2 separate regions of the Homo sapiens genome follow, and region 1 is linked to region 2. A link is a loop called in an ENCODE intact Hi-C map of the cell type or tissue named here. Cell type or tissue: endothelial cell of umbilical vein. All regions are shown on one strand. Each heading gives the region's core, and the rest is flanking DNA. Links, peaks and the distances in the headings are about the cores only.

Region 1 (11,222 bases), core at 6,194-11,193, 74 kb before region 2:
TGAAGTAGCTTGTCCAAAAGCCCCTACTGAGAGGGGACACTGTCAGGATGTCCTGGTCTCTAAATCTCAAGCCCTGGGTGTCCCATCCAATGCCCCGAAGCATCAGCTGCCAGCCCTGGGAGGGAAACTTCCAGGGCTATCCCGGGCCTCAGAGCACACGCCAAGTGTGGCCTCCCTGCTCTGGAGCTCTGCTACTGAGAGCTGCTCTGGCCGGGACATCCTCCGAGGCGGGGCTCTGCATCCCTCTCCCTCACAGACCATGCCCAGCCTTTGAGGGCTGGAGGGATGGAAAGGTTGGCCCCAGGCCCTGGCCTCAGCCTCAGGCCACCCTGCCACCAGCTGGATGACCAGCTCCGTTTTCCTCCTACCCCACCTGGTGCCCTGTACCCCGGGACAGGGCTCTGCTGCCTCCTTGCCTCATTCATGGGCACCGCCCACCTACATTTCCAAAGAATTTCTTGACTTGCCCCACCCCGCCGTTCCTGGCATTGCCTTCTGCAGTCACTGCAGACACCTCCTGCACTGTGGTCCCCCCGGCCCAGACTTCCCACTGTGCCCTGAGAGGGAGGGCTCCCCCAGAACTTGAGCCAGGTGGGACTCCTCCTTCACCCACCACAGAGCTGCTCCCTGTCTCCAGCCTGAGCCTGTGCCTTCCTCAGACAGGACAATGCTTCGTGCACATTCTAGAAGCTTCACCATTGACTCCTGCTGCCCGTGTGGGCTGGATCGAGGTTGCTTCCATCAAATGAAATAGCATCAGATGGAGAGATCTGCTGGCAACAACCGGCAGGACAGAGACTCCCCATAATCCAGCTGTGCAGGGCAGACCCCAGTGAGGAAAGGAAAGGGGCTGAGGAGGGCTGGGGTCCTGGAATGAGCTGGACTGGACCCCCGTCTTTCTCTGTCTCCCGTGTCCTGCCTCCGACCGTCTCTGCCTCTCCCTCGCTTCGACTTCGGTTGCTATGGGGACCTTGGAAGCTCCCTGCCTTCCTCGCGAGCCCCAGGCATGGTCGGGGGGCTCTCAGAACCCCGGGTAGGGTTTATGCTATGAGAAAGAGCGCAACGCCCCTGACAGCACCCACCTGGGGGCTGTGACATTCTCATAAGAGATCACAGACACCAATGGGGGAGCAGGACCCAAAAGCAGCCCACCCACCCCCCAGCCCGACGGCAGAACGGAAACCTGGTCCAAACCACAAAGCGACCGAACAGCGCCCTCTACTGACTGCTGGAGTCACTGCGGCTCGCCACCAATCACAGCTGTGCCCTGCCCCTTCTAGATACAAATTAAGATACGCAGCCCCAGAATGACCCTGGGCTTCCTGTTGGTGAGGAGGATCTGGGACCCAGGACACATGATCTAAGCCGAGGGTTCCCAGTGGAGGCTGCTGCCACGGGGATGTTCGGGAATCTGTGGGCACGTTTATGAATCGTATGAAAGGGGGCATTGAGTGGACACAGGCCAGACATGGCAGGACCCTGTGGTGTCCCCAGGTGTCCTGAACAGACCACTGCCTCCACCCGATAGACGTCCTGGCGTCCTGTTGGACACACATGGTGGCTGCAAACCTATTCACGGCGATCGAAACCCAGAGACTACTTCTGTGTTACATTTTAACACAGTTGTTTTGGTTGTTGTTTGTTGTTTCAAATGGCTTGAACATACCTGAATTCTCCAGGAGGGTATGTCATGTAAATCAAGAAGACACTGCATTTGTTTGGTTTGCAGCGTTAGCTGAGTCGTTCATTTCAAGCATGTCAGTGCCAGGGCTGCCTGTGTTCCTCGGGTGGCCCATCCAGGGGGATTCAAGCCCCGGACTCCTTCATCCCGTCCTCTGGTGTGGACATGGGGAGCATGGTGCACTGAATAGGAATGTACTGAACATTACTCTCCTTTTATTTCTTATATTTTCATAAGGCCTCGTGCATATTTAATTTCCAGCACTGGGCATCAGTTGACAACAGCTGTCCAGAGCCCAGGTGGCCTCAACGCCACCTGCTGGGCCTTCCCACCTCCTGGTCTGGGCACATCTGAAACCGACATCCATCAGCGGCTCACGGCGAATTCAAATAATGAATTGTGACCCATAGGACCCAGGAACCATTTTTATGTCAAATACCTTCATCACTAACTTGGAAATGGTCCGTGTTTCCAGAGCCTTCCAGAATGAACACTTTGATTGCCAGAAGAAGCCAGAACATGGCTGGGCTCCCTCGCTGCTGGCGTGTGCTGCTGTTGGAAAGGGGAGAGAAACGCTAGGCTTCTCCCCACGCTGCAGCCGTTACACCCCATGATGGTTTTCCGTGCCATGCCCATGCCTTCCCCCTCCTCTTGAGTTGGTGGTGAAGGGTGCGGCTGTGGCACTTCTCATTTTCCACAGTTCCTCTGGAGTCTGCTAGAAAGCTCTACATTGTTCCATAATACATTGGATATTCACTTGTATTCATCACTGTATTCCAAGGATTCATAATTTCCAATGGCGAGAATTTTGGCTTCAAGCTGAGACACCCATGTGGGCTTCCATAAGTAGCAGACGTACTGGGGAGTTCTTGCCTCCGAAATGAGTGGGGGAAGGACTGGGGAGGAAGAGCCTCCCGCAGGCTGATGGGGAGTCCCCAAAGCAGAGTGCCCCTCGAGGGACCCTGTGTCTGGTGGGAATGCCCTGGTTGGGAGCAGCCTCAGGGAAGTGGGCCTGGCGTGGATGTCATGCTGGATGCGGGGCTGTCGGTGACCTGGGTCCCTGCAGCAGGTCGTCTCTGAGGGACAGCTGAGTGGTAGGTGCATCTCCAGTGGCCAAGAAGCCTCCCTGCTCACTAGGTTTTTGCTCTGAGGCCCTGCAGGGCCCTGGGCTGTGACACAGCTGTGGAGGCTGGAAATTCTCCCCTCAGTCCTCCTTCTTGGGGGCTCGAGAGGCACTGTCATGTATTGGAAAGAGTTAGAGAGCCCTGGGGCTTCAAAGTTCCTATCAGCAAAATGGGACAATTATAATGGCTGTATCAGAGGGTTGCCGACAGCTGCAGAAGCAAGGTGCAGGCTGAGAAAGCTCATTCCCCTGTGAGGTCAGAGCCGCATCCCCTTGGTCGGCCATAGTTTTCTACTGCATTTAGAGTTCATGCTCCCTTTCTTCCTTAGGTTTTATTTTGTTTTCAAAACTGAAGTGTGTTTTATGCTAAGTGAAAGAAGCCGATCACAAAAAGCCATGTGTTGTGTGATTCCATTTATATGAAATGTGCAGAATAGGGAAACCCACAGAGACAGACAGTGTTTCAGTGGTTGCTGGGTAGGGGGAGGGATGGGGAGTGGCTGTTCATGGGGAAGGGGTTTCCTTTTGGGGTGATGGAAATGTTCTGGAGTGGCATATGATACTGGCTGCACAATTCTGTGCAATATTAGATACTAAAAACCACCAAATCGTACACTTTACTAAAACAATACTAAAACCCCCTGAGACGAACACTTTAAAAAAGTGAATTCTATGGCATGGGAATAATATCTTCATTAAGCACACATCTGTACATGTGCTGATACCTCTGTTGATTTGCCCATTTAGACAAAGCCTTTTTGCCCTGAGAACTGAGAGTTTATTTCCAAGGGCATACCGAGCACCAAGGTGTGGCTGGCACATCTGATCTTCAATGCCATGGGTCCTGCCAGGTGGCTGCCAGACGGCCTTGTTCCCTTCCAGGTGGCTCCCAGGCTCAAGGGTTCTCTCTGCCATTCCAAGACCACACTCAGGCACAGGAATCATTTGCTGCTTCTCGCTGTGCAGCTGTCTTTGTCCCTGTTGGCCTGAACACTGCAGCCTTTCCCTCTTGGGTTTTGTGGGGTGCAACCGACTCCCTCTGCTCCCCCATCCCACTGACCTGTCTCCCTGGCCTCTGTCCTCCACAGGGGCAGGCGGGCAGGCCTCCTGGAGGAAGCATCCAACACCACATCCATTCATTCACTGCTCTGAGCCTCCCATCCTAGGCCCAGCCCTCACCAACCAGAGGAATTGTCTCAGTCCTGCAGTGTGGCGAGATCCCATTTCCCTCTGACACCTGCTCTCAACATGGCAACCTGGCTATTTACAGATGGGGACATTAGGAAAAATGAGGTCCCAGAGCTCCCAGCGTCACAGAGATTATAGGTTGCCCAGCTGTGGTCCCTGCTGTGACCACCCGGCCCCCTGGTTGTGGCTTCGTTAGTATCTGCAGAGCAGAGCAGCAGGAAGCACAGACCAACAGCTGCTTGCACCGGGGAAAGGGCAGAGAAGGGAAATAAAACAGCGGGGCGGGCCTGAGGGGATCTGTTGGTTCTTCAGGAAGAGTGCCCTGCCACAGGTTTACCTGCGTCTGGCTTCACCATCTCTCTGTAGAACGAGGTTGTTAACAAGTGGTACCTACTGCGATGCCAGCCACAGTGGTGGTGTGGGGAAGATCAGCCCCCTCGTGCAGGGGTGCAGCCAATTTGGCTGGCAACAGCACTGTGGACTCCTTGCCCAAGAGGCTGCAGCCTTGGGAGGGTTCATGGCACCCCACGCACCTTACGTCCCCAAGAGTCACCTCTTTTGGGTATAACCTGGAGGCCCCAGGGCTGGAGGCAGAATGTCCGTGCTGAGTGGGACGACCTGGGCACCGTGAGAGTGGGGGGTGCTCCGTGGGATTGCAGGCCCCACCGTTTTTACATTTTGGATATCCTTCTGCTTGGGGTTCCAGAAAGGCTTCTACAGCTTGAATGGTGGGTTGTAAGGATATAAGTAGAAGGATGTTTTCCAAATTTTCAGATTTATGAAGGCATGGCCTTTTGCAGAAACAATCTCAGGGTCCGTTGGAGGACTGTGGCTGCATGGACTCTGGAGCGCTCTGATAAAGATGTGCCAGACGCTGCGTGGATTCTGGAGCGCTCCCGGTGTGGGGTACTGCTCGCTGCATGGATTCTAGAACGCTATGACGAGGAGATGCCACGTGCTGCGTGGATTCTGGAGCACTCCGGGTGTGGGGTGCTGCTGGCTTCATGGATTCTGGAGCGCTCCGGGTGTGGGGTGCTGCTCGCTGCACGGGTTCTAGAGCGCTCCGATTAAGGGGTGCTGCGCACTTCATGGATTCTGGAGCACTCTGACGAGGGGGTGCCGCGTGCTTCATGGATTCTGGAGCGCTCTGGATGTGGGGTGCTGCGCTCTGCATGGATTCTGGAGTGCTCCGAAGACGGGGTGCCGCGCGGCTGCATGGATGCTGGAGTGCTGCGACAAGGGGATGCCGCGCGGCCGATAAGCAGGAGTGGGGAACAGTGCGCGTCTGGTCTGTGGCGCCTGCAGCGATTCCGAGCCAGGGAAAGAGAGCTGCATGGAGTGTGGGCGGTGCCCAGCCTTTTCCCAGCAGTGGAGGGGATGGGTCATCAAATTGCTATTGGGCGCGGTGGCTCACGCCTGTAATCCCTGCACTTTGAGAGGCTGAGGTGGGCGGATCAAGAGGTCAGGAGTTCGAGACCAGCCTGGCCAATATAATGAAACCCTGTCTCTACTAAAAATACAAAAGTTAGCTGAGAATGGTGGCACGCGCCTGTAGTCCCAGCTACTCAGGCAGCTGAGGCAGAAGAATCTCTTGAACCCGGGAGGCGGAGGTTGTGGTGAGCCGAGATAACGTCATTGCACTCCAGCCTGGGCAACAGAGCGAGACCCCGTCTCAAAAACAAACAAAACAAAACAAAACAAAACAAAACAAAAACTGTTATCTGGTTGTCAACTCGAGTGACCTCATGGGGTGGGTGGGGGCGAGGTTATTGTGCTTGGCGGATGGTTTGGGGCATGGGATGGCATCTAGGGATGGAGAAACCAGGGCAGGAAGGAGGGGAGTGTGGGGGAGCGTGAGTACAGAGGCAGCTGTTGTCTTCAGTGGATCACCGTGCAAGTGGGAGGGCCGAGTCTGCATGCCAGGTCACCAGGCAGCGGCTTTTTGCACTGTCTCGTTCCTACCCACACATGCACACCTTCCTCCTCGCCTACAAGTAGGGCCCAGTAGGGCCATGTCCCAGGTGATGATCCCAGATGACATCTGGACCCAGGCCCCAGTGCTGACTCACAAGGGGTCTTGACAGCACAAGGACCTCCAGGCCGATCCCTGGAGATGTTGGCACATCATCTCACCCCTCAGCCAAGTGTCTGGGAGGAGAAGTTTCCACTGGTCATGAGGGTCAGACCTGCCACACCACTTCCTGCACAACGTGGATTCTCCTCCTGTGTGGTCTCAAATCCTAAATGCCTCTCCCGGAGGAAGGGAGAGCCATGGAGTGGCCAGGAGCCCTGCCTGGATGGCCAGGGTCTCACTTCTGCGTGCACCACCGACCAGCTCTGTGGCTTTGGCAAGTTGTGTAATATCCCTGAGCCTCGGTGTTTTTAACCTGAAAAATGGGGCCAGTTGCGGCTCTCCAGCTCTGATGACGACGGTTTGATGAGATTGCGCATGGAAAGGTAGGGTACTGTGCCACCACATGGTGCTCCATGGAGTCTGGAGCTACAGGCTTCCTTACCATCACTCTTATTTGTCTTCCTCACTGGAATCCATCCTGACACTGAAGAGAGAAGTGCTCCATTGAGAGCAAGGGCAGGTAGGGAGAAAATACGAGATGCTCTACCAGACGCGACTCCCCCAGCAGGTCTGAGAGCTGGGGCTGTTGAAAGCAAAAGGAAAGAGAAGCAGAAATCTGAAAATAATGATGCTTTATTTGATTGACATCACATCATCATAAATGGCATCTAATTTCAGAAAACAAAGTTCAAGTCCGCAAAAAATGCATGTACAAATCTAAGGAGATAGGTCTACAGAAATAGACACGTGGCTCTGTGGTCCGTAAGGTGCAGTCAGGAACCTCACATCCTAGGGTCTGTCTGGGTTCAATGTTCCAGTGGCGTGAGACAACCAAGGAAACAGACACCCCAAAGAGCCGATGTTATTTTTGAATATATATATATGTATATACATGTACATATGTAAATATGTTGCCTTCATCTGTAACAGTGCAAACCTCTCACAGCGTGCAAAGCAACAGTGTTTCCTACAGTCAAGTAACTAAATCAGTGAAAAGTTATCCACACAGCATTATAAAAACATTATATAATTACATAGCAGATATATATGCACGCCTTTGCACGCTGATTAGAGTTACTTGCATTGACTTTTGCTTTAGAAGAAATAAAAAAGGAAAATCTTTAAATAGTTCTTCATCAAATAAAAGGTAACAATTTGTAACAGATTCAACTATGAACAGGTATTGCATCAATATGTCTACAATAGAAAAACATAAATATATAAAAACAAAGGCAAAGGGGTCAGCTACACATATTAACTTACCAAACATACATGTTCTATTGAAAAACTGATCCCCATTCACACCCTCCAGGTGGGAGGATAAGACTATAAAAATGGGAAGCCAGCGTGTGGGTGTGGTGTTCTATTTTATTAGCAATTTGGATGATAGGATGTTTTGCTACTGTTTTCAGTTGGCCAATGACATAATAGTGAGATACTGATTATTAAGCTTGGGAAGCTGGTAGGTCATGGAAAAGAGACCCCAAGATGCATAATGACAGACATGTAAAAATGCAAACGTGTAAAAATGAAATCACTGCCGTGGTTACTACTATATTTTCAGACAAACCAAATTGTGGTACCATTCAGATTAGACGGCGTTCAGGGATCTCCAGGAGTCCACGGATATGGGGTTGTCAACCCTAAACCCACGTACTTCATAATTTCCTAACCTTCCCCTTCAAGGCCAGATGCATTTCAACCTGCCAGAAGGGGCACATTAGGGCCCCCTAAGAGGCACGATTGTTTGAGTAACTTCCCCAGAAACGGACATGTCTGCTGCTGCCTCAGCTGCAGCACTCTCATTGGGCAAGCTGTTTTCTAGAGGCTCATAGGCAGGTGCGGTGAGCAGTGAAGAGTCAAATTAATTCTGAGCGCCGGCACTCAGAGCTTCAGAAGCCTCCTTAAAGGGAGATTTGTCTGGGGGACTAGAGGACTGGCCCCCACACAGGTCACCAGGGAGGGTCCTGCCTCACTGCTCGGGGGCTCACCAGCCAGGCCTCAGCATCTCTGCCCCACTCACCGGCCCTCATGGTAATGGACCACATGGGTCAGAGGTGACAGCAGGTGGCTTACACATTTCCAGAGATCTGATCTCGTAACCTCAGGGACCATAAAATAAAAAACATTTCTTACTGTGTGCAGTATCAGGGCCACGTTTAAAGTCATGTGCAAAGTTTAGGCCAAAGGCACTCAAAGTGATCAGCCAGATTCTCTCGTATGTTTGTTCAGTGCAGACACACAGACGATGGTGGCGCGCTATTGAGAGAAAACAGCTGAAAGTAAAGTAATAATTTTGAGTTTTGCTACTTTTTGGTTATGTGGCTTGAGCTCATGCCTTTCCCAAGATCTCGGGGGCTAGAAGACTGTCCCCAGAACCATGAACCCCAGTGAAACAAATACATATATGCCCGTGGCTGTGTCCTCAACCTGGACCTGAAAGGCAAGTGGCCATGGGGGTGGCTTTCTGGAAAAGGGGAGGGGCTTGGGCAAGCTTAGCCCACAGCTGCAGAGAAAACCCTCAGGGCGGGCTCTGCCAGCGGGTCCAGCACGCCCTCAAAATGCAGCGCCCTCGTCCAGCCGGCAGCCCCTGCCTGTGTTTGCGAAGAATCAAGGTGCTTTTGTGCTTCTGTTCCTTTCTCTTCAGCTTTACAACGGCCATTCTACATGGAAAAGCCCCCAAACGGTGCCTCTATAAACAGTAAACCCTTGCCAGGCTGGAATGTGGTAGCCAGTGGCATGGACCGTTTTCTCCTTTTGATGCCAGGAGAGTATTTCTGAGAACAGGGAAGCCTCAGGGTCCTAACCCCAGCCTCTGCTCACATGTGTGTCATTCACATAAACCCCAGGCAAAGCAGGGTTCCTGGGTGGGCCTCAGGCACACTGGGGCAGGCCACACGTGTCTGTGTGAGGGGTGATTCCAGGTTGGCCTGTTCAGAGATAACATAAAAAAACTAGGCTAAGGCTAAACCCTTCTGTTTCCTCAAATATGGAAAAAAGAAACGGGCAGGATGTAGGATAGCTATTAGGAACTTTAGGTCAGCATAGCAGAAGGATGTGCGTGTGTGCCTGTCCCCACATTTCCTTCCTGCCCAGGACACGTGGATTTTAAGGACAGCCTGAATTGAGCTTGTAAGTGAAAATTAGACTGTGCCATGGGGGTGCAGGGTCTCTTATTTCTTCCCTGCTTCTGGTCCCAGGGAGGTTCCCCAAAAAGGTCAGCCCCACAAGTGGACATCAGAAGCCCCTGTCTTTGCAGGGGGCAATTATCTTGGAGGAACCTCCCTGACGGGACAGCCCAAGTACAGTGGCTTGGAAAGGACCGTGACTTTAACATTACTGGGACCCAGGGCGGCCGGGCCGTCCAGAAAGGCTGGGGTTACCGAGGGGGGAAGAAAACTGTGCATCGCGAGCTTGTGTGCACGCCTGGGGCAGCCTTCGATTGTGCCTGCCCGCCATAGGAGGAGTGCAGGGGCCACTGCGGGCCGATTCTGTGACCTCACCCAGCCCGGCTCTCTGCTCTGTGTCCCAGAGGTGGGAGGGAAGCTGGATTTGAAAGCCCAGTTCTAAGCCACTGGTGTCCCGGAAAGTCTTCACTCTGAGGGTCACTGCCTGGCCGGAGCTCGGGGAACCATGGGCTAATGCAGCACATAACACTGAGCAACTGCTAGGCCCTGCTCACCTCAACTTTGGGACCAAAACCTCTAGAGGGGCTGCCTTCCCCACTAGCAGCTGCCTCTACAGAGCTCAGCCTGGGAGATGGGTTTCCAGCAAAGCAGAGTAAGGAAGAAGCGACGTCGCCCTGCCAGAGCTACCGCCCCAGAGCCCCGGTTGAGGGAGCCCCTGCAAGGGTGGAGAGGACCAAAGGGAAGGTGTGGCCCAGTGCCCTCCTGCTAGCCCTGCCTCGAGCCTCCTCCAGGCACATTTCGAGGTCATGGCCAACATCACGAGGCAGGAGGACATGGGTGAGGATTCTGGGAGAACAGAAAACACAAAACTTTAAGACAATTCAACATAATACATGAACATCATCGAGAAAGGGCTCATCTACAGCCACGTCTTGGACCAGAACATGAGCGACAAATCAGTGCTCTTCCCAGAGGGACAACAAACGCATTCTAGACACAGCCTAAGAATCCATCGACTTAGGAGAATGCAAAGCCAATCACTTGAAGCATCTGACGCTGAACACAGGTAAAAAGTTTTATATAAAATATTTTATTAGAGTCTTTATTCTTTATAAGTATCTAACTTTATATTTATACGCTCTGCGCCTCCCCCGCCTGGCCAGTTGGGTTGTTTTGTCTAACGTTCATTGCGTTCTAATTCGGCTGGCATTTGACTAAGGCCTTAATGGGTTTTGACTATACTCTTCCCATCTGCACCACAGACCTGGAATGAGAGAGGTTTTTCTTTTCTTCTTGCAGTAAAGGCTGATTGAGGATTCAGAAGCTGGTATTCTATGGAGATGAGGGAAATATCATAGAATAATACTATCAAACACACGCCTGGAGCCAAGTCTGCACACCTGCATGTATGTGTGTGCATGTATGTGTGTCCATGTGCATGTGTGTGCATGTATGTGTGTGTATGTGTGTGTATGTGTGTGTCCATGTGAGTGTGTGTGCATGTGTGTGTGTGCGTGTGCTTGCATGCATGTGTGTGCATGTGTGCACATGTGCTTGTGTGTAGGTAGACACATATACACCATACACGCACACACACACACCAGCCCCTGTAGAGCCTGAGCTAGTCCACAGGACTGTTGCAATAGGAGGAGCAGGCAAGGGCAGAGGACAGCCCCTCTCCACGGAGAGGTACCTGTCACGAGTACTCTGATGCAAGGCCACTGAAGGGCGTTAGGCTTGGGTTGCCCTCTCATCTCAGCCACCTGTTTGGTAACAGAAGGAATCACTGAACGAACAGCCACTAAGCTAGTATTGCACTTTATGCCTTACAAAGCATCTCAGATACATTCATACGCCATGAACAGGAGGCAGTAAACAAAACAGGGACTTCAGCGTCCAACTGGGCTGGAATCCCAACTCCGCTCCTTCCTCGTTCTGGGGCCCTGGGGACGTCACGGAGCCTCTCCCTGCCTCCGCGTTCCACGTCTGCACCATGAGCACGGCTAAGCCAAGTGGCCACGCGGTTCC
Region 2 (15,927 bases), core at 10,928-15,927:
CACAAGGTGCTGGAATTACAGGTGTGAGCTACTGCACCCAGCAGGGCATTTTTAATGCAAGAGAATCCCTTAGGAAACAGTATAAAATTATAAACACCTTAGGGATTTTGGGTTTTGTTTTTTTTTTGTTATTTTTTTTTTTTGAGACAGGGTCTCACTCTGTCACTCAGGCTGGAGTGCAGTGGTGCGATCTCAGCTCACTGCAACCTCTGCCTCTCGGGTTCAAGTGATTCTTGTGCCTCGGCCTCCTGAGTAGCTGGGACTACAGGCGTGTACCATCATGCCCAGCTAATTTTTGTATTTTTAGTAGAGATGGGGTTTCACCATGTTGGCCAGGCTAGTCTCAAACTCCTGACCTCAAGTAATTCACCCGCCTCAGCCTCCCAAAGTGCTGGGATTACTGCCCTGTGGATTTTTTAACTCCTCACAGAAACACACTCTGATGAATTTCCCCGTTTCTGTTTATGATGAGCTCACGGATGTTGTGGGGAGAAAAGCATCTCCACTGTGCACTTGGCTTTTACGATAAATGGATGCTGAAAGCTGGTGGCCCAGCCAGGGTCACCTCCGTCAGAATCCTGACAGGCAGTCACGTCTGAACGTGGCCAGTGCTCTCACTACGTGTCTGTGAAAGTCAGAAGGATAAGAGTCCCAGAGACCAACATGCTATTCACCAGGACTGTTGACTGTCAGCCCAGAGTGTCCATTCCAGATCCCAAGCCTCCTGGATTCCTTCAGAGGGTCTGCCCATGCCCTGAATTCCCTCCTAACTCCCCACCTGTGCCCTCGGTCCCCTGGGTGGTGCGGGAACGCACATCTGGTGGGTGTGAGCAAGCGTGGCCCGTGCTGGTCACGCTGTTTACTCTCCCTGAAGATGGACAGTAGGGCTTAATCTGGTCCAGGTCATGAGACCTGGCTGGCAGCCTCCACCATTAGACAACTCCCAAGCTCATCAGACTTTTCAATGATGCGGCTTCATTCTCATTAAAATTAACTTTCTGGCTGGGTGCGGTGGCTCACGCCTGTAATCCCAGCATTTTGGGAGGCCAAGGCGGGTGGATCACCTGAGGTCAGCAGTTCGAGACCGGCCTGGCCAACATGGCGAAACCCCATCTCTACTAAAAACACAAAAATTAGCCGGGTGTGATGGGCGCCTGTAATCCCAGCTACGTGGGAGGCTGAGGCAGAAGAATCACTTGAATCTGTGAGGCGGAGGTTGCAGTGAGCTGAGATTGCGCTACTGCACTCCAGACTGGGTGACAAAGCGAGACTCCATCTCAAAGAAAACACAAACCAAACAACTTTTTAAGCCATAAGTGTGAAGGCAGTAAACATTTTAATGTTTCAAGTTCACTGAAAAGGGCCATGGCCCTAGGCAGTCACTGGCTGTTTCATATGATCTCAAAGAGCAAACAGGAGGAGCCAGGGGTCAACTGGGCTAGGCTTGGTCCTGGGGTCCACCTGTTGGCAGCAGGAACTTGAACTCATCGCCCACCTGTCTCCAGGCCACAGTTTCCTCACTGATAACATGGAAGCAGTGCCTCGTGTGGCCGTTGGAGACCCAGCGTGGCAGGCACCGTGGTCTGGCATAACACTGTGTGACCTGCAGGCTACAGCCGCCCTCATCCTGCCACCTGCCCTCCTCTCCTGCCTGTCCCAAGATGAGCACACACAGCGTTCTCCAGTGCCCTGCAGAAGGCACCATGGGCTCCCACAACCACGGCCCAGGGGATGAAATGACACCATGCTCCCTTTCTGGGGCTCTAATTTGAGTGGTGAGATACTGGAAGCCTGGCAATCACCAGACACCCAAAAATGACCAAAGGGGAACCTTCCGGAGCTTAGGCCCCTTGCCCAGCTAGCTGATTCTGCAGAGGCCACGTGACAAAGGCTCATCACCCAAGTGATGTGAGCATCTACGACACAGAGCAGATGAGCAGTAGCCATCGTATTAGCCAGGGGCCAGGCCCCGGACGGTCTTCTGCCCCAACCGGAAGCTGGCTCTAGGAGCATGGGTCACCAAAGACACACAAAGGTAAGATGTAGCCCAGCCAGGGGACCAGTGTGGGGCTCTGGAAGCAGCTACCTGGGTCACCTCTTGGCTCTGCTACTTACAGCCCTGTGACCCCGGACCAGGCCCCTACACCTCCCCTTGCCCCTCCACTCTCAAAGGGCAGCAATGAGGCTCATGGGAGCACATAGGTGTGAGGCTCTGAGCACACTGCCCGGCGCCTAGGAAACACTAAATCAACAGTGGCCACCAACTATACCCTTGCTCTTTCCCTTTCATTTCTAAAGCCTAAGGTATCAAGCCACACTTCACATTTAGAATGAGAACTAAAAGGCTTTGATCCATCTTAGTGATTCTAAGCTATTATGATTTTATTACATCACATATAAGAAGGGTAGCCATGGTTTATTAAGTGCCACAAGCTGGTCACAGTGCTTCACAGGTATCAAGCTATTTGATCTAATAAGATGGATATTTTTATTATTAATATTTCCTTTTCACAGGAGGGGTAAGTCACCCAGTTGCCCTGCTAGTAGGCGGTGGAGCCAATTCTGAACCCAGACTCTCTTACTGTGGAGCCCACATTCCTGAGCTCTATCCTATACTGCCTCCTCCTTTACTGAGGGCATTTTGCTAACAAGTACTACACCTGGAATCATTTTTTTGAAAGAAATAGCGGGAGAAAGAAAATTTTAACTAAGCTCCACATATAGTTCAATTCATCTTAACCTCCTTGTTACATATTAATTTAGAATTACCACAAAGGAGAGTAAGTGCATTTTCTATAAAGCTACAACATTAATGGATTTACATTAAATATTTGCAAATCCAAGAACAATGTTCACGACCTGCCAATAGGTGTGAGACTGTGGCTCCCACCAACCCCAGAGCTGCTGCCACCTCTCCCTGCCACGAGCTGCCAACCAGAGCAGTGGGCACAACATCCTCAATTTTCAGTCATGACCATCTAGCCACAAGACTAAAACACGCAGGAGCTGATAACATCTCACATCCTCCTAAGATAACCTGCATCAACCTCGCCCGTGAGCCAAATTCTGAAGTGTAATGTTGCTTGCCAAGCTTTGTTTGAATGGTGGAAATTTCCATCCAGTAACTCACAAATGTAGATACTGAAATATAAATAGTTCAAAGATGCAAAGCTTGTCATCCAGCGATCTGAAAGTACTTGAGAGATCTCTCAGAAATAATAAGACTGTTACCTGTCTTGTACACGCAAGTACACAAGTCTCAAGATAGAGGGATTTAACGCGTCTGAAATTAGTCATAATATGAGCCATGAGGAAGAAACCAGAAGTCTCAGAAAAGGAACCATACAAAGATTCTCTTGGAGGACAACTCCAGGGAGCATGTAGCCTGTCTTGGGGGAAAGCACAGAGCTCAGAGTGTTGAGATTCGAAATCCCCATTTTGTGTAAGAGATGGCACTCTCTGTGATGCCCAAGCAAAGGCCCTCACTGCTTCCGGCCACAGCATCTTCCTCCCTCAAAAAGAATGGGTAGAAAACCTGACCGCAGGGTTGCTGTGAAGACAGAGTAAGTTACTGCTCACAGACTAATAAATACCAAGCTAATACTATTATTATTAGAAAGAGGAGTATTTGCCTTCATGAAACCAGGAACACGAAAATCAATTTTTAGCAAAATTTGACCTGTAACATTAAAATACCTTGAGCACTATTGTGTGCCAGCCCTGGCTGTAGTGATGACCTCTGCTATTCCTCACTCCAATCCTGAGTTTGGCACTTGGATCAGCCCTGTTCTGCAGATGCAAAAACTGAGGCCCAGGGTCACATGGTTAAGAAGAGGTGGAGCTGGCATTCAAGAGTAGGCTGCTTGACCCAGAATCCAGGCTCTTACCATTCCCCAGCCACCCCTCTGTCCATCCACGGTGCTGTGCGGCCAAAGAAACAGCCCTCAGAAACCACCTGCGTGAAGCTTAGTCAGAGGTGGCTCATGGGTTTGACACAGCAAGGGAAGATCAAAACAGCCCAGCATCTCAAGGCTCTTGGTTTTCCTCTCTACTTCTCCTCTCTACCAAGCTGTCTTTGAGGGTAAAAGTATAGGCTCTTCTACTGTGATTTAGCTTTTTGTGATTCCATTCATTCATTTGCATGCCAGCTCTGAGCCAGGCACTGGCTGGGCAGCTGAGACGCAGGGGTAATTTTGGAAGCTCAGAAGAGAAGCACAAAATCCCATGCTGAGTGCCATAATCCCATGATCGTAGGGGCAGAGGAGTACGAAGAGTAACCAAGAAAGACTCTCCTGGCCACAGGGTTAAGGGTGAATGAAGGAAGGCTTCCCCTAGCCTGGGGAGATGAGGTGGGTTCTTGGTAGAGAGAGTGGCCCAAAGAAAGCACAAATGCTAGAATGACTGGCAGTTCAGCCTGGCTAGCCCATGGGGAGTGGCTGCGGAGACGCAGGGCTGGGAGAGAAAAAGGGCTCCAAGAGAGCCCTGCTGGCCAGGCTAAGCTCTTTGAAATTCATATTCTAGAGACTTAGCCAACTCAGATATTGAGGTATAGTTCTCAAGAAGCACAGAACGCCCCTGGGAAGAGAGAAGGTGACAAAATGATGCTGCCCATTTTCCTCTCTAAACCAGATGAAATTCAGAGAAAGGCTGCTGGGTTTGGGCAGGGGCACATGGCACATTTATGACAACTGAAGGGGAGGAGGCCTAGAGGCACAAGGCTGGATGGCCTCCTGCTCACACCATTCAGGACACGGCCATTTTCTGGACAAACTCATTCGCAGGTCTTCAGAAACAGGAAACCTGCAGCTTCTGCTGTAATTCTTAACGTGAGTGCTGATAAATATGAAACTTAGTGAAAGGGCTCCTCCCTTTTTCACCAGACTTTTGTGTAGAGTACATTCTCATGTTAGTGACACTCATCCTTACTGTTTTTAGTAATGTAACACCATAGTTATCATAGATGTACCCTTCCTTCTTGTTGCAAAGGTTTTCATCCACCACCATCTCTGGTTTCCTGTGTGCCCCTGTTGGCTTAGTGGGTTTAGGCTTGGAAACTGTAATTTCTATATGGGCTTACAGAAATGCCAGCTCCACAGTCACAAAATCAAATAAGCAAGCAGGCAATGAAAACCCAAGAGTGCAAGGAAAAGCAAGCCCTTGGGTCTCTTTGCATTTGGTCAGGAGCCCAAAAGGTTGAGCAAAGCGTCTGAAAGACAATGTTTAACATTTCACAAAACACCTAAATTATGCCCAAAGGAACTAGTCCCGCCGGGTGTCTAGAGAAGGCCCTGGTCTCCAGAGACAGCAAAGCGTGGCACCTCCGACTCCACTGAGGTGGCCCCAGGCCTTGCGGATACTCAAACACAGTACAGCTGATGGAAATGATGTTTGTTATCACACTTTTGGGTTCACACACACAAAACTGTAATAGATGCCCTGGAAAACACTCCGTAAAGTTCAGCTGTCATCTGTCCTTGCCTCTAACCTGCCTAGGGTAGAAGTGACTCGGCAGGCAGCCGGGAAGCGTGACCTTGCCGCATGATCTCCGGATTCCAGCCGGCTTAGCGGAGCCAACGCTGCAGATTCCCAAGGGCAATTCCAAGGTTCCAAACCCCACCCTGGCCACTTTTCAGTGCTGACCCCAGAGAAGGCTCAGACATGCTTGGATCAACCCCAGGAGGCCCTGGCTCCCTTACAGCTTCACCCCACACTGTCAGCTAAAAACAAAACCAGCACGTTTTATAAGGAATCAAAAATCAACTGTCTCCTAGGAAAATTGTGCCACCTGAAGTAAAGACCTGTAAATCAAAAATAAAATTCAAAGGCCCCCTGAACCATGGGGATGGACTCCCTCCTTGGCCAGGGCACTCTAAAATTTCCCCTGAAAGACTGGTTCAGGCCATGACGGGAAGTGGCGGTCCGTCTGACATGCCTTATCGTAGCCTGTAACATTAACATCAACACAGACCTTAAGTCTGATACGAAGCATTTACAGTCTGTTCTCTCTCAAGCCTGCTGCCTGGAGGCCTCATCCGCATGATACAACCTAGGTCCCCACAGCCCCGTATCGTAACCCAGACATCCCTTTCTATCGATAATAACTTAACCAATTAGAAAAAAATTTAAATTTACCTATAACCTGGAAGTCCCCCTTTGGGCTGTCCCACCTTTCTAGACGGAACCAATGTACATCTTAAATATTGATCACTGTCTTACGTCTCCCTAAAAGTATGAAACCAAGCTGTTCCCGACCCCTTTGGGCACGTGTTCTCCTGGTCTCCTGAGGCTGTGTCACGGGCCATGGTCACTCAGGATAAATCTCTTTAAATGTTTTAGTTTGACTCTTTTCGTGGACACACCTCTCTGATTTAAACTGGAGTCTGGAAGATTCCCGCAGTCCCCCGACGCAGCTGAAGCCACAGGGGCGCAGACTCCACACACCCGCGGGCCGTTCCCCTGCGGACACCACACCAGCATTTGAGCGCCATTTCCATTCCCGGGGTCTCCCAGTCACCGCTCAAGCCTGAATGGAGCGCAGGCCGCCCCGGGTGGCAACACCTCCACCCTCAGGTCCACACTGGCGACCCTTCCTACTGCCAGCGCTCTCAGGCTTCCTGGACCGGTGTTCCTGGACCTGGGGAGGAGAACACCAGCACGCGCGGGGCGCCGGGATTTGCATGGCCCGGGTGATCCCCTATGCATAGGGCCGCCCCTGTCCCAGGGAGGCTGCGACCCCGCTCGGGGCTGCAGCTGCCTCCTCGCGCTTGGCAACAGCGCGGGGCGCCCGCAGCCAATCGCGCCGCTCCCCGCGCCGCCGCTCCGCCGCGGAGGTTACTAGCGAGCGTTGACCGGTAGTAACCCCGGCGCGGGCGGTGGCGGCGGATGGGCGGGCGCTGCACACGCGCGGCAGCGCGCACCCGCCCCGCCCGCACCTGCGCGCGCGAGGGGCTCCGGCAGCGCTGTTTTCTCCCGGGCGTTGAGCTCGGGCAAGAGCGCGAACGTCACCCTGCGTCCACAGGCCTGCAGAGTCAGCACCTGCACCAGCCAGAGAAAGGACGGGCTTTTTTACTCAGTATGGAGAGCCTGCGTTAGAGCTGACACTTAGTGGGCAGAGCCCGGCCTTCCGGGAGCCTGCACATCACCACGGGCCAGGATGAATCCCGCCCTGGGAGGGAACGTCTGGGTGGAGGCCAGGTGGCCTGATAACCCCAGGGCCAGGGTGGGCAGAGGTGTCCAGTGCAGCCCCCAGCCAGGTGCGGGGAGCTCCAGACAAAGGACAGAGGCCAAAGATGCCCCCATACCTGCATCCATGAAAGAATTCCCGGAACACGTGCCCCAGGAGGAGGAGAGGCCTTTTGTAGCTCCTCATTGTCAGCAGGGTTTGGGGTTTATGTCTTGGGTAAGGAAAACTCAACCCAGCTTATTTTATTATCTGGGTCTGAGCGATTGCAAAGAGATGAGTTCTCAGTGGCGCTTATAGAGGCAGGGAGTTGGGACTCCAGGTGTTAAGTCCAGTCCTGGACCTGCCCCCTACCTGCCAGCGGTCCTGGGCAGGCCCTCGTTCCCCCTCCACCCTCCTTCCCTTCTGGAGAAGATGCCCATACTGATGTGTGTCCCATGCTGCTCCCCAAAGGCTTAATGAGGCAAAGCGCCAAATAAAGCAAACACGATTTGCTCAGTAAACACCAGTTATTTTTAATTAAAACAACAACAACAAAAAAAAACACTTCTCCCAAAACAGTGGGAGGAGAGAAATAACAACTGAGAAATCCCATAAAAACTCCTGCCAAAAGGTTCACTTTCAAGACAGGCAGTTGAGATATCAGAGAGGGGGACTTTTTTGGTTGGAAGGCACCAAGTTGCCTTATAACAGTAAAAGAAACAGAAAGAACGTGACTCAGGTTCTGCCCTTCCAGCGGGTTCCACCCTTATCAGTTTACAGACAGCAAGAACCTTCCAGCAGGGGCGCCTGCCCACTGACCTGCACCCTGCGGATGCCGCAGTGATGCCCACCTCCCAAAGCAGGACTCTGACCTCATTTCCTGCAAGGGCCATGTGCTTCTTATTTCCTCCTCTCAAGGTAGCTCTGGATTGTAATGTATTTGGTTATTGTTCTGTACTTGGCTGGGCTTTTCCCCTTGATTTGTGAGCTTATTTCAAGACCAAGATTAACTTGGTCTACGGAGTTTCAAAAAACAGAACCTGGATCCACAAATGAACATTGCTCAAATACAGATTGCAGCTCAACAGACAGAAGCATTTTCTAAGAATGAGGGTTGTGCAAACATAGCCCGGCTGCCTGGGAGGTGTCAGTTCCTGGTTGCTGGAAGTGCTCAGACAGAAGCTGGCTGTCCCTTGTCAGAAATGGTGCAAGAAGGCTCCCTCCACGGGGCAGGAGGGCGGGCTACGGCAGCACGACTCCTTTTGGCTCCAAGATTTGGACTCTAAATATAGGTCTCAGCTGGATGTAATCACAGCCCTGAAGTCACCCTGGTGTGTCTTACTTTTGACACCAAATGCCATTTACCCCACAGAGCACGGAGGTGACAAACAGCACACAGCTGACAAAGTGGGAAGTGAAACTCTTGGCTGCAGGTCAGACTGGATCCCTGCAGGCCCACCCGCCACCACTCATGACTGAAAACCCATCTTTTTGCGTTTTTTCACAATGTGAGCAAAAACAGTCGGCACTGGGTACATTGTATTTGAGAGTAAGTTTCCTATGCAGGTGTTGGAACTTCATCAACTGAGTTTGATGAATGCACCTCCATGACAAATCCCTAGTTTTACGGTTTAGTCCTTCAGGATATATTTAATCTGACCCACATGGTTTTCTTTGTTCATAGCTAATCTGTTGATTCTAGAACTGAACTCAGAAAGAGCAGGTGTATGGTTACTAAACATTTTTCTTCCTGCCAATTTATAAACAAAAGAAACGGTGTCATGTTCAGCAAAATGTCACCTTTGGTGATTTCTTGGACTGGTGGATTAGGTTCTGGTTTATAGGGAGGGCCTCCATTTGAGAACGTGAACTTTTCAAGATACAAGCCTATTCAAGGCAGTAGAGGAAGGCAGGGGGGCACCCACCATGCAGGTGAAAACGATTGTGGTAAGAACATCCTCCAGCAGTTAAACAGTGACACCAACCCCCACGGAGCAGAGCACAGTCCTACAGAGTTGCACTGAAGGGGCCAGATGGTTCAAGAACAGGAGCACTCTCTGGGAAAATGACAAAGTATTAACATGTCCAAATAAAGAACCTGCCAATCTGAGGGTGGCAAAGAGAAAAGCAGACCCCAAGGCCAATGTTGGCAGAGCCATCTGAGCCTTGTCCAGGGAGGCTGCCACCGCTAACAACGCCACACTAAGGAGTCACACACCCAGATCCCAGGCCCAAGCTGGTGAGGGTTTGGTTTCCCTTGCAACGTGCTCACAGGGAGAAAATGTGCTGGCTGGAGGGGAGCATCTAGACCCCTTGGATATGAAGCCTGTCCAAGAAAGTAGCAAACCCCTTTGGTCTTGCACATGGCGGCTAAACATTCAACTCTCATGAATCTGCTGTGAGAGTTGGTCCATTCTCAAAATTTTTTCAAAGCCTCTTTGGGGCCCTGTAAGGCAGAGGGGTCAGAACTGTTCCAGAAGACCTCATCACCAAAGGAGTGCTACCCCTCAGGGCCTGAGTGGTAGCCCACCCACCTGGGGGCCACTGAGAACCTAGGAACTGGCCCCAGCGGGGAAGAGAAGGGTTCTCCAGTCCTCTGAATTCTCCAAGGCAGACTCTTTGTCAATGCCCCAGCCTCAAGCAAGCCATCCCTGCAAGTGGCCTGGGGCCACGACACTGCACCAGGGGTCAGCTGTCACCTCCATTAAAGGCAAAGGACTAAAAGAAATGTCCTGTGGGCCCACAAGAAAGCCCACTTTAGCACAACAGCCTCAAAGAAGCACAAAAGTAACTCACTTATGCTAGGGAACTATCCATCCCCCTTCAGCCTGAGCATCTGCCCCTCTCAAAACCCCTAGCCACAGGATCTCCACACTCTGCCTTTAACCGGGCTGCCTCCCCTCCCTGTTCTAGCAGGTTGGATCAAGTCACTAGCACTTGGTTGGAATCCAGTCTTCCCTTAATGGAATTCCTGAAAGGATTTATTCATGATGCCTTCCATGCACTTTAGCTGGCCTGTCATTACAGGCCTTGTGAAATGGCTATAGAAATTAAGAGAAAGCAACCCCGAATTTGAGAAAGGTGTCCAAATGCATTTTTATAGCGTAGAAGCAAACCAATACAGATAATCTGACTTGGCGCTGCCCGGAATATTTAACCCCTTCCTGGTTTTTGGCAAGGATGAGCCTGGAGGGTTGGGTTTCAAAGAAGGAGGCGACATTCCATTCCATCAGAGCGTCACCATGTGGAGGCCACGGCCTGACTGCAGATAGGAAAGAAAACGCTCTAAAGCCCCAGATATGACTACATTTGTTCTCAACCTGAACTTCGCCTCAAGGTAATCTTGGGAGGTAAATTTGATTTCTGAGAATCGCTTCACCTGTTGGAGAGAAAGCACGCCATGCACATCAGCCTCCCCTTCCTGGTGAGAAGAGGGAAGCTGGAGCCTCTCCAGAGGGACAGGAAATCCCTATAAATGGCCAATGGCCGCTGACATCCAAGCAGGCCAATTAAAAGGAAAATACATCAGTTTACAGCCAAGGCAACCCCACACCATTTCATAACACGGGGCTAGGCACAGCTGTGCCTTGGTGGTCCAGTCCTGTGCCCACGTCAGAGCTAAGCACTTGCTACGCTCCTTTTTGGCCTGAAATCCCACAGACCTGGTTCTGAGTTCCTTCCTCCCCACTCCTATGACCTTGGTCACGTCTCTGAGCCTCATGTCACAGGTTTCCACAGGAAGAATGTGCAGATCCTTCCTGAATCGGCCCCATGAGCCAAATGGATTGAAGAACGGCTATCATTCAGTCAACTACGCGTGGGAACCGCCGGGATCTCCTGGGGGATGGGCAGTGTACGAGTACCCAAGCATTCCATTTGTTCACTGTGGCCAATCACGCCCTAATAAAATGAGACCCTTGTGTGAATGGGCTCTGAAAGCAGCTTACGATAAAATCTGCTCATCCCCATCATCTTTACCTAAGAAGAATTTTATTCTGTGAACTTACTCTTAACCACATTCCTAAATGTTCTCAACATAGTGTCTACTCTGTAGGAAGAAAAGGCTGCTTTCAAAAGAGTCACACCTAAGGGTGAGGAGGAACAAATAAACCAGATCACTCTGATCTGTCCCCAGCGCAGTTTGTGTGACAGCACCAAAGCTGATATTGTTCCGAGCCATTTGTCCCATCAACACAAGCTACGTGAGTGAATTCCTTGAGGGAGAGTAATTACTGTATCTGAGGCCGGGGAAATTATCCTTGGGGTGTACTCCTCTCTCCTGAGAATAGTTCCTCTCACAATTATGTTTTCTGCTAGGAATCTATTATATGATCTAGTTTTCCCTCCAAAGACATCATTAGTCATATGGTGAAAATGTAACTACAATTGAAAATACAAGATGTTTTGTTAAAATGCCATATTCAACGCTTAGTAACTGTCAAGCTCAAAAGTTTTACAGAATCAGTGCCTGGCATCTCTTCTTAAAAATGCCGCTACTGTTTCCCGCATCGCCTTTCTTGTAAGGATTGTGAAGTTCTCCTTCTTTAAAATAATTACGTAGGACTTCATAAAGTTATTCTGGTCACAATGCTCAGCTTTGCTAGGGCGTTGTATGTTGCGTTTGTATCGCAGCACCATGTTTTGGGGGAAATCATGTGAGAAAAAGTCTTTCCTGGAAACAACCGGAGTGGTCCAGTGTCTTTGTAATGGGAAGGAACTTGGAGTCAGAATAGCTGGGTCCTAGCCCTGGCTCTGCCTTTGAGTGAATCAGCTCTGCGCCCGAGCTCCTGTTTCCTTTGCCCTACTGTGAACCATGGGACCAGGCACTTTCTTTCTTTCTTTCTTTTGTTTTTGTGTTTTTTTTTTGAGACAGAGTCTCACACTGTCACCTGGGCTGGAGTACAATGGTACGATCCCGACTCACTGCAACCTCTGCCTCCTGGATTCAAGCAATTCTCCTGCTTCAGCCTCCCGAGTAGCTGGGATTACAGGCACTCGCCACCACGCTTGGCTATTTTTTTTGTATTTCTACTAGAGACAGGGTTTCACTATGTTGGCCAGGCTGGTCTCGAACTCCTGACCTCGTGATCCACCTGCCTCAGCCTCCCAAAGTGCTGGGATTACAGGCGTGAGCCACTGTGCCCGGCCAGAACCAGGCACTTTCAAAACTGCTTCACTTCTTACCTTCGGAGACACCTCCCCAGCAATGCCAGGACATCCAGCCTCCGCGTGATCATTACAATTAGCTCAATGCATCAAACTGAATTTTTAAAAGTTGAAAACAATGGACTTGATACAGACAGCAAAATGAATATACTGAGAGCAGTCAGAGAAGTAGCCCCTGACCCAACGTCACACTTGGAGTCGCACAGAGATGATGCCAAATACAAACTCCGCCACTGTGAGAAGAGAGAAATGCAGAGTGAGGCTGGGCTCTGACTTCTCAGCCTAACCTAATCATGGCTGGGGACTGAGACCACCGCCAGCAATTGGAGGGACAAAAGCAGGAGCAGGAGGAACCCATGCATGGGAGGGGCAAAAGAGGCCGACTTGGTGGACCAGCAGGCGCAGAGGCGGACCAGGAGGGTGGCGACCCGTGTGGGTGAGGTCCAGTGGGATGCAGCTCCTCCTGCAGCCCCAACACAAGATCCGCATTTAATGCGCACTGTTATTGATTGTCCTGGCTTTTGGTTGGGGAAATATGGTACCCAAGTTTGGAGCCAACTGGACGCAGCACCCAAGAACAGGCTGGTGTTGGGACAACAGTGGGCACAGAGAGGGCTTCTGCAGCTAGCACCCTTTGGCAGGAAAAACTCTTCAGCAGTGGCAACTGAACCACCAACAGCAGGAAATCCTGTGGGCACCAGAGCCTCCAGGAAGAGCTCTGCTTCCCTGCTGGCTACATGGACCCTGGCACCCCATAAGGCCCTGTGCTAGACAAGGCATGGCCACTGTGTCGGAGTGCACAGAGCTAGAAATTGCTGTCCTCATCCCAGCCCTGCCCCTTTCAAGCCCAGGAGCATGGGCAAGTCCCTTAACCACCTTTGTCTCAGTTTCCTTTCTATTCTGTGTGCTGGAGTGATAAACCATCTAGACTCTGAATTGTAGGCACCAGGAACAAAGGAAAGGATGGGGCAGGCAGGGGAGGAGGAGCAGGGAGAGGGAAGACAGACGCAGGTGCTGCTGTGGCTGGGGAGGGCAGTGGGTAGGAAGCCAGACAGCAAAACTACCCTTGGCCCCTGCAGAAACCAGCAGCTGGAACACAGCAGACATATCCTGTCTGTCAACCCCTCTGGCTCCACCCATTTCTGAGTCATGGGCAGGTCCCTCGGCGGCCCATTGCAGGCTCTTCCCCTGCCTGAGCACACAAGGTTACTGTAGGGCAAGTCTCTATCTGGTGGCCACCCCGCCCGGGCTGCGCTCCTAAGAATGGACAGTTGGGGCTCCTCCCTCACTACAAGCCATTACCAGCTGGCTAACTGTGATGATTCATGTGATCAGTTTAAACACTTAGAGAATATAGGGGTGACAAGTCACATACTGGGTGATGTGGTTTGGCTCTGTGTCCCCACCCAAATCTCATCTTGAATTGTAATCCCCACGTGTCAAGGGAGGGACTGGGCGAGAGGTGTGATTGGATCCTGGGGGCGGTTCCCTCATGCTGTTCTCATGATAGTGAGGGAGTTCTCATGAGATCTAATGTTCTAAATGTGTGTGGGTTCTTTTATGCTCTCTCTCTCTCTCTCCCCTCACCCCATGCCACCATGTAAGACATGCCTTGCTTCCCCTTCACCTTCTGCCATGATTGTAAGTTTCCTGAGCCCTCCCCAACCATGCCAAACTGTGAGCCAATTAAACCTCTTTCCTTTAAAAATGACCCAGTCTCAGGTAGTTCTTTATAGCAGTGTGAAAATGGACAAACACACTGGGTAGGGGAGCGATACTCACTGCTTGCAAACACTGGCTACACCTGTGTGCCAGGCTTATGCCAAGACATTTCAAACCCAGATGCCACCAGGTTTCAGATGTCTTCATTTCTGCATTACAACCCATCTTCATTTTACAAGACACCTTTCCCAGCATTTTCTACTGTCATGACAACATTTCCAAGGCCACACATAACAGACGGACAGGAATCGCTCTATGTTGCTCACTGCTTTGCCATAATTTGTCTATATAGACAAACGACGCCAAAACATGACGCGGTGTCCTGGTTTCTTGATACATTTTTCTATAAAATATTTCTTTAAGTTGAGAAGGAGAATTCTAGAACCCTATGTTGAAATTTCAACATGATCAAAGGAGTGGGCCCACATCTGAGCCTGCCACAGAGCTGCTTTCTTAACAGAACAGGCTGGTATGCTCTGAAAATGCAAGTATCACATCACAGTGCTATACTGTTGTCTGTTGAGAAGGTACTGAATCTGTTTCTGCTTGTGCAAACACAGACATACAGTTACCCAGCCACCAACTGGGCTTGCAGATCCCAGGGACCAGTCTTTCAAAGCTCTAAAATTGTGATTACAATGAAGATGGGACTGCCCATGCTAAGGGTCTCAAAGACTTAGCTTCAAGAGGGTAGAAAAACAAAAAGAAGATAATAGGGAAAAGAAGAAAGACAACTGAAAATTTAAAACGTGAGTCTTGATTGGTCTTCTTCAAAATGAAAGAAGGGCTGAATCCAGTTTTAAGTTCAAAGTCCTAAAATATTAGCATATTCCAGGGGTACCTGAGTCATTTGTATTGTTCCAAAGTCCTCCCAGATTTTCAAATTGCTTTCCATGATTCAGTAGAAACTAGGGACCATGGTTTCTTGATGAAGTCTGACACGTCCTCTGCCTATCAGCTCCCCCAACCCACCTGTCTGATCCACTTAGGAGCAGACAATGAGTGCTTGGAGCATAAGGAGATGAAGGATAAATTCCACAGAAGAAACAGATCAGGCTTGAAAAAAACACACCAACCCAGGGCGGCATTAACTCCACAAACTGTGAAACTCTAGAGCTAGGGAAGGTTGCTGAGAAAACTCAAACTACCACTCATCAATTTCCTGTAACATGCAACAAGCTAGTGGCAAACTCCTGCACTGTGTGGCGTTCCAGACACCTCCTGAGCTCTATCCTCTCTGTTTTTTCTATTTTTATGTATCAGCTCTTTTCAACAGTTTAGTTTTCTTTCTAGCCTACCACAACCACCCACAAAAGAATCCTTTCAAGATGGGTCTCTGGAGAGGTCAGTCTAGGTCACTGGCCACTTTTTAACACTTCACGCTTGGGAGGGGGGCACCTGTCCCCCATTTTGCTCTGGGCGGTTGAAAAACAGTTCCATCTTGAAAGATGGACATGAACAGCATCCACAAAAGAGGACTCTCTCAGCACATGCCAGAAACAGGCACACTTTGACACCCGTCAATCTTTGTGAAATTCTCCATAATGACATCGCAGAATTTCAGAGCAACCATGAACTTTGAGATCACCAAATCCAACCTGTTCATTTTATAGGAGAGGAAAATTCAGGCAGAAAGCAATAGAATAAATTGACCACAGCAGTGACGGCGTTGGGAAGAGAAGCTCAGCCTCTCAACCTCCAGACCCCGATTTTGCCCAAACAACCTGTTGCCTCCTTCAGAGGCTCCTCCCAGCTTGATACACAAAGCAGCCGCCCTCCCTACCTTTCTTCCTCCACCAGGGTCCTTCAGGAACCGAATAGGAAAGGTCCCTGAATTCAATGTTCACAGCTGCCCTCCGAGGCAAGGAGGAGAAGCG

The links. A loop is a pair of places that touch in the nucleus more often than their neighbours do. Peaks named below come from ENCODE experiments on the same cell type or tissue, not always from the same donor. Only the 100,000 strongest peaks of a DNase experiment are listed, where the experiment ranks them.
Region 1: it touches region 2 in a loop (6-fold over the local background); 4 of 110 quality-filtered maps call a loop at or near these places.

The regions. Positions count from the first base shown.
Region 1 is chr21:42,299,849-42,311,070 of GRCh38, reverse strand. No RefSeq gene overlaps it. Among named protein-coding and RNA genes, the nearest start is that of TFF3, 9.9 kb to the left of the region's middle. RefSeq lists an enhancer at 3,915-4,414. In endothelial cell of umbilical vein, for the core only: no CTCF peak of the experiment used is centred there; no DNase peak of the experiment used is centred there.
Region 2 is chr21:42,225,821-42,241,747 of GRCh38, reverse strand. ABCG1 (ATP binding cassette subfamily G member 1) reads right to left here. Exons shown (of 15, transcript NM_016818.3): 2 at 15,834-15,927. Among named protein-coding and RNA genes, the nearest start is that of ABCG1, 15 kb to the right of the region's middle. RefSeq lists enhancers at 4,430-4,479, 13,083-13,332, 13,523-13,572 and silencers at 6,752-6,821, 6,832-7,031. In endothelial cell of umbilical vein, for the core only: no CTCF peak of the experiment used is centred there; DNase peaks (open chromatin) are centred at 11,887 and 13,467; H3K27ac peaks cover 721 bases.